Regions from separate parts of the Mus musculus genome. Here region 2 is linked to region 1. The links are chromatin loops, found by intact Hi-C in ENCODE. Cell type or tissue: heart. All regions are shown on one strand. Each heading gives the region's core, and the rest is flanking DNA. Links, peaks and the distances in the headings are about the cores only.

The links. Peaks named below come from ENCODE experiments on the same cell type or tissue, not always from the same donor. Only the 100,000 strongest peaks of a DNase experiment are listed, where the experiment ranks them.
Region 2: it touches region 1 in a loop (5-fold over the local background); 2 of 42 quality-filtered maps call a loop at or near these places.

What each region holds. Positions count from the first base shown.
Region 1 is chr17:21,686,164-21,689,086 of GRCm38, forward strand. It overlaps Gm10509 (predicted gene 10509), which reads left to right. Exons shown (of 6, transcript NM_001354753.1): 4 at 1,638-1,764. Among named protein-coding and RNA genes, the nearest start is that of Gm10509, 7.7 kb to the left of the region's middle. In heart, for the core only: no CTCF peak of the experiment used is centred there; no DNase peak of the experiment used is centred there.
Region 2 is chr17:21,448,206-21,451,128 of GRCm38, forward strand. Zfp51 (zinc finger protein 51) reads left to right here and starts at 2,169. Exons shown (of 5, transcript NM_009558.4): 1 at 2,169-2,216. In heart, for the core only: a CTCF peak has its summit at 1,667 (motif pointing left); a DNase peak (open chromatin) is centred at 2,086; H3K4me3 peaks cover 1,014 bases; H3K27ac peaks cover 913 bases.

The DNA of each region.
Region 1 (2,923 bases), core at 183-2,682:
TATTTCAAGCCTTTAATTTTCTGCTTTTATAATTTTTTATTATAAGGTAGACACATTGGAAACAAACAAACCAATCACACACTGCAAAATAACCAGACCCAAAATCTGTATAACCAAATGAACTTTTATATGGTTAAATTAGTCACTGGGAATAAAAATTCTGGAGACTCATTTGATTTAACAGTTTCAATATCTGATATGTTTTGATGTACTTACCCACCACCAAAAACCAAAAAAGTGTGGCATTACAAGAAAAAAAAACATATGTATTAGAACTAGAAAAGCAATTAGCACTATATCATATAACTGGTGGTCATTACCTGCATTCAGCTCTATCTCAACCCCTGATATTAAATCTTTCTTGTTCTCTTTTCTCCATGTTCTTTTGTGTCCACATGTACATGGTTTCCATAAGCAAATATTGTTACATAGATTGTGCATATGAGGGAAAATATGTTTTCTTCTTTCTGGCAATGTATGACCTCACTTAATAGTACACATTCTAAGTCCAGTTATTTTCCTACAAATTACTATTACATTTCTCTCTTTACTTGGGCAGGTTTCCATTTTATATGTGTAACATTTTCATTATCCATTCATGTGGTGGTAGACAATTAGGTTGATTAGTTCTTTGCAATGGTGAATAAAGCACCAGTAAACATGGGGTGTAAATAATCTAGAGTGGAATGTAGAGTTCTCTAGGTATGCTCCCAGGAAAGAAATTGCAGAGCCACACATTAATTTTACCTTTATTTTTTAAATACTCTTCAAAATTATTTCCATTTGAGTATATTAATTTGTACCCACTCTCTCTTACACACACACCAACAGTGAAAAAAGGCTTCCTTTCTCTCCACATCCTCTCTAACTTCTGTTGTCAGAGTAGTTGATGACAGCCATTCTGCCTGTGGTAAGGCAGTATTTTAAAGTACTTTTATTTTGTGTTTCTCTGATGGAGTTTTAGGAATACTGGATACTTTTTTTCTATATTTATTGACCATTTGGGTGTTTGTCTTCTCAAGGTGTCTATTTACATCCTTTGCCTATTATTGATTGGCAGTTTATTACCTTGGTATTTAACTTCTGTAATTCTTGTTAAATTCTAGATATGATCCCCTATCTAGAGTGTCACTAATACAGATTTTCTCTTTTTCTGTGGGTGTCTGTGTGCCCTGCTAATTGTTCCCTTTGATGGACAGAAACTGTATGTATGTATACACACACACATACATACATGTCATCACATCTGTGTTTCTCTATAAGACCCAAGTACAGACAGGATTGATTCAATGTCAATAGTTTAGCATGATTTTCAGGTATAGCATTTTAAAGCAAGTGTACTCATCACGAACTGTCCTTCTGAGACATGCACACTGTCATTCTGAGGGACATAAAGTGTCCATAACAGATAGATAATCATGTCCAGACCTCAATTGTGTGTCCTGTTTCATGGACATGCTTGTGAGACTATTGTGTCATCCTGCTTTCACAGAGGTAGAACATTCATTACAGAGTGTGAGTACGTGAGAAATCATCTCACTAAGTAATGGTCTTTGTTCATCTACATCCCATCTTCCTATTTCCAGAAAAGCACTGTGCCCAGCATCACATGGTCACACTGTGCGTTTTTGTTTCAGTGTCTGTTGACATTTGGGGATGTGGCTGTGGACTTCCCCCAGGAGGAGTGGGAATGCCTGGACTCTGCTCAGAGGGCTCTGTACATTGATGTGATGTTGGAGAATTACAGCAACCTGGTCTCTGTCGGTGAGAACATTTTTCTTGTAGAACTTCCACTCATCCTTTCTATATATTGACCTTAACAGTAGTAAACTCTGTTAAGCTATTTGAAAACGACATCAAATTAGGGAAAGTCTGATAGAGAAAGGAACTTTTTCATGGTGTTTTATTTTTTTCTTTCCATTTTCTAGTTTAGAGGCGCCATGTACCCTTCATTTTATTTCTGTATTGTATAATATTTATCCCATATCTCCATGTCCATCATTGTAATTACATGGTATTAGTTGTGAGAAAAACTCAACATAAGTGAATTAAAAATTCTCCCTTGGGCTGGTGAGATGGCTCAGTGGGTAAGAGCACCCGACTGCTCTTCCGAAGGTCCAGAGTTCAAATCCCAGCAACCACATGGTGGCTCACAACCATCTGTAACAAGATCTGACTCCCTCTTCTGGAGTGTCTGAAGACAGCTACAGTGTACTTACATATAATAAATAAATAAATCTTAAAAAAAAAATTCTCCCTTAATGTGCTGAAGATTCTGAAAGAAAATATCACTGGGAATTCATTCCTGGATTCTTCTACTTTGTATTCTCTTCATGTACTGAGCAGAGTACTATGTTAGACACCTGTATTCTTTCTTAAAGTGTCTAGCATGGGTCATAGGTACCTCACAGAACACCTGGATTCTTATATGCAAGATAGGCCTGGTCACTGGTGTGGAAAAAAATTAGATTGCCCTGGAATGTGGAGAGGAGAGACAAGCCACAAATAGGGTGAGCTAGTGAGTAAGCAGGCAAGAGTGAACGATTAGAGTGAAAGGGAAAGCAAGAGCTGGAAATGCTTTGCTATATTCAGTCCCACTTAAAATGATTCCCAATCATTTAGCCTAGTATAATGGCCTGGTCCCAGAATGCATCTTACCTGTTGTAACTATTAGAAGAAATGGATCCCTGGGACTCTCTGACAAACCACTCTAACCTACTTAATATTACTTCATGGTCATCAGTAGCCCATATGACATATACCTGGGTGACTGCTCAACCCAAGTGGTACTTTGTTTTTTTCTTTGAGATAAAACCCACATTGGTCTTAACTTCTTCATGTGGTACAGGCTGGCCACAAACATTCAAACCTCACAAGTCACTTCCCAAGGCCTGGGGCTCTATGTGTACATTACCAAATGATA
Region 2 (2,923 bases), core at 113-2,612, 240 kb before region 1:
TTTTGCCCCTGCATTCCTTTTAAATAGGAACAGTTCTTGGTCAAAAATTTTTACTGAAGGTCAGCAAGCCTGTCCCTCCACCTCTATCTACTGGAGGTAGTTCCCCCTACCCACTGTTGGGCATAAAATGCCATCTTTGAAACAACCCCACAACAAGATTGACAGGATTTTATTTCAAAAAACCAATTTCAAAGTGACTTAACAGCTACCACTTATTGATACAAAAGAGAAAAACTTCCTGACTCTTAACTATTACCTGATACTAACCCAGATTCTGAGCCAGTCTTGGTGGACCATCCCATTAATCCTAGCATTTCAGAGGCAGAGTAGGCTGACCTTAGTGAGTTCAAGGACAGCCTGGCTCTGAAAAGCAAAAACAAAATAAAAAACAAAAACAATCAAACAATTTAACAAATAGAAGTCCTCCACCCGATACTGATACAATTAAAAAGAAATTATAGACTGATGTAATTTAAAAACAACTTTGAGGGGCTCAGGAGATGGCTCAGAGGTTAAGAGCACTGTGTAGCCTTCCAGAGATCCTGAGTTCAATTCCCAACAATCACATCATGACTCACAACCATCTGTAATGGGATCCAATGCCCTCTCCTGGTATGCAGGTGTACATGTAGATAGAGCACTCATGTAAAAGAAATAAATATGTTTCTTTTAAAAAAATGTTTTTTGAACTGGGCATGGTAGCACACTTCATTAATAATTGTGTTACACAAAGAAAACCTTTCTCAAATGAATGAGTGAGTGAATGAATGACCTCCCCCAAGTTTTCTATTATTAGCTATTTCACACTTGCATATTGCATTTGTATGTCCACATCAAGTATTGCCCAATATTTTGGTATACTTTTGATATAAAGTACATATTCCACTCCTAAAACTCTGCTCTTCTGATTTACAATTCCAACAAACCTCTCGATTGTGTTCATCTCTATTCATATTGCCAGGGACCCAGTAAGATAGGAGCTATGTGTTGGAGCCTGATGTGCTCAGCACAAGATGACAACTAAAGGTAGTGATTATTCTCCTACAATCTATCCATAGCCAACCTCTGGGAGGTAAAGTGAGCTGTTCCAGTTCCTAGAATGACTGTGGTCTTGTGTGAGGCCAGTGAACATAAAGACAGCTGCTGTTGGTTACTGATTACAATAATTGTATGGAGTCTAGAGAATAGTGTGTCTTAGCCCATCCTCTCCTCTTTTCCTTCTTATATCCTAACCACCTCTTCTTTGGTGTTCACCAAGCTAGATGAACTAACTAGTAACTGACTATATTAAGACTAGAACCATATACCTTATTTTTTGCATCTGTGCAAGTTAAGGTCTCTGCATTCAACACTCCAGAAAAAAGGGAGGGAGGGAGGGAGGGAGGAAGAGAGAAAGAGATAAATAGATAAATAAATAAATAAATAAATAGAGGGGTGGAAGGAAGGGAGGAGAGAAGGAAGGAAGGAAGGAAGGAAGGAAGGAAGGAAGAAAGAAAGAAAGAAAGAAAGAAAGAAAGAAAGAAAGAAAGAAAGAAAGAAAGAAAGAAAGAAAGAAAGAAAGAAAGAATTGGTTTTTCTCACTTTAAGCATAAATCACAAGACTAACTCCTTTCTGAGTTAGTAAAATGACAGACCGCCATCTAGTGGTAACATCAGTACAGCACAGGATGAATTCGGCCCTGGGCGGATAGCAAAGAGCCACTGAATTCTTGAGACACCTATTTCTTTTCAAATTCCAAGTTCTTTAAAAGTCTCTCCCAAGTCAAAATTTTAGGATTTGCTTTTGGCTTCTCATGTTTGTGTTTTGGGGATGGGACTTGGGCTTCTGAATTTAGCCTGTGTTGTTGTTGTTTGGTACAAAGTATGTATTCCAGCGGCTGGAAGTCCAGGAGGTGTTAGGCTTCCGGTCATTTATCTAAATGGTTCTGAACTCACTATGGGGGTCAGATATCGGGGTGCAAAGTCCTACCAGATCCACTTCTGGTCTAGCTAGCAGCAAGCATGAGGGGAGGCTGGGCGAGCTGACAGCTGGGCCTGTGTGGAAGGCAGCCAGAGACAAAGTGGGAGGGACGGGTCTCCGCGGGGCAGGGCCACTCACCCGGAAACGGAGGGTGCAAGCACATTGGACGTTACCAGGAAGTGTAGAAAAGTGTTGAGTGGGAGGAGTTAGAGGAGTGACGTGAGCGGAAGCTGGGAAACTAGGTGAGTGAAGCCAGGTAAGTTGAGAACCAAAGCCAAAAGTGTTAACGACCTGTTCACGTCCAGAGCTCACGGCCCTGCACCGTAGGGAATCGCGTAGTGTAGACCTGGGATAGCAGAACGGGGAGGAATTTAGGGGAAGGTAAAACGCCGGCCAGCCGTGTGCCGCGCGGGGCATCTTGGGAGAGTCAGCAGCACAGCAGCTGGAACCATAGCTCAGAAACCTCCCAAGTCAAAGGAGCTACGGGGCTGGGAAGGGGCCGGAAGAGAGCAGGGCGTGATCAGTTTTTCTGGTGTTCATAAGTAAGCTGGCTCGATATATTTTAGTGCATATAAACTGAAATAATCCTGATGTGTTTTTCATTGACCAAATGATTGCCAAAATATTCAAAATAGTAGAATAGTAGAATATTTTAGTTTATCTACTGAAGTTTGCAAACCAGTTCTCTTTGTTGAGATAAAGGATAAAGCTCTTTAAATTTACTTACATCCATGCTAACTCCACTGTTATACCCAGGACATACTTGGTGACTTAACATCCCCAGAGAGCTTTTAGCTATTACTCATGAAAGGAATGGCTGGAAATGTAACTGAATCTCAGCGTATATTTGTTGCGAGTTTCGTAGATATAGTTGTAAATATAACTAGAAGTGATTGTCATCACTTCTTCCTCTCCTTCTAGTCTCTCACTCCTCCACTACCTTCCTCCCCCTATCCTACACCT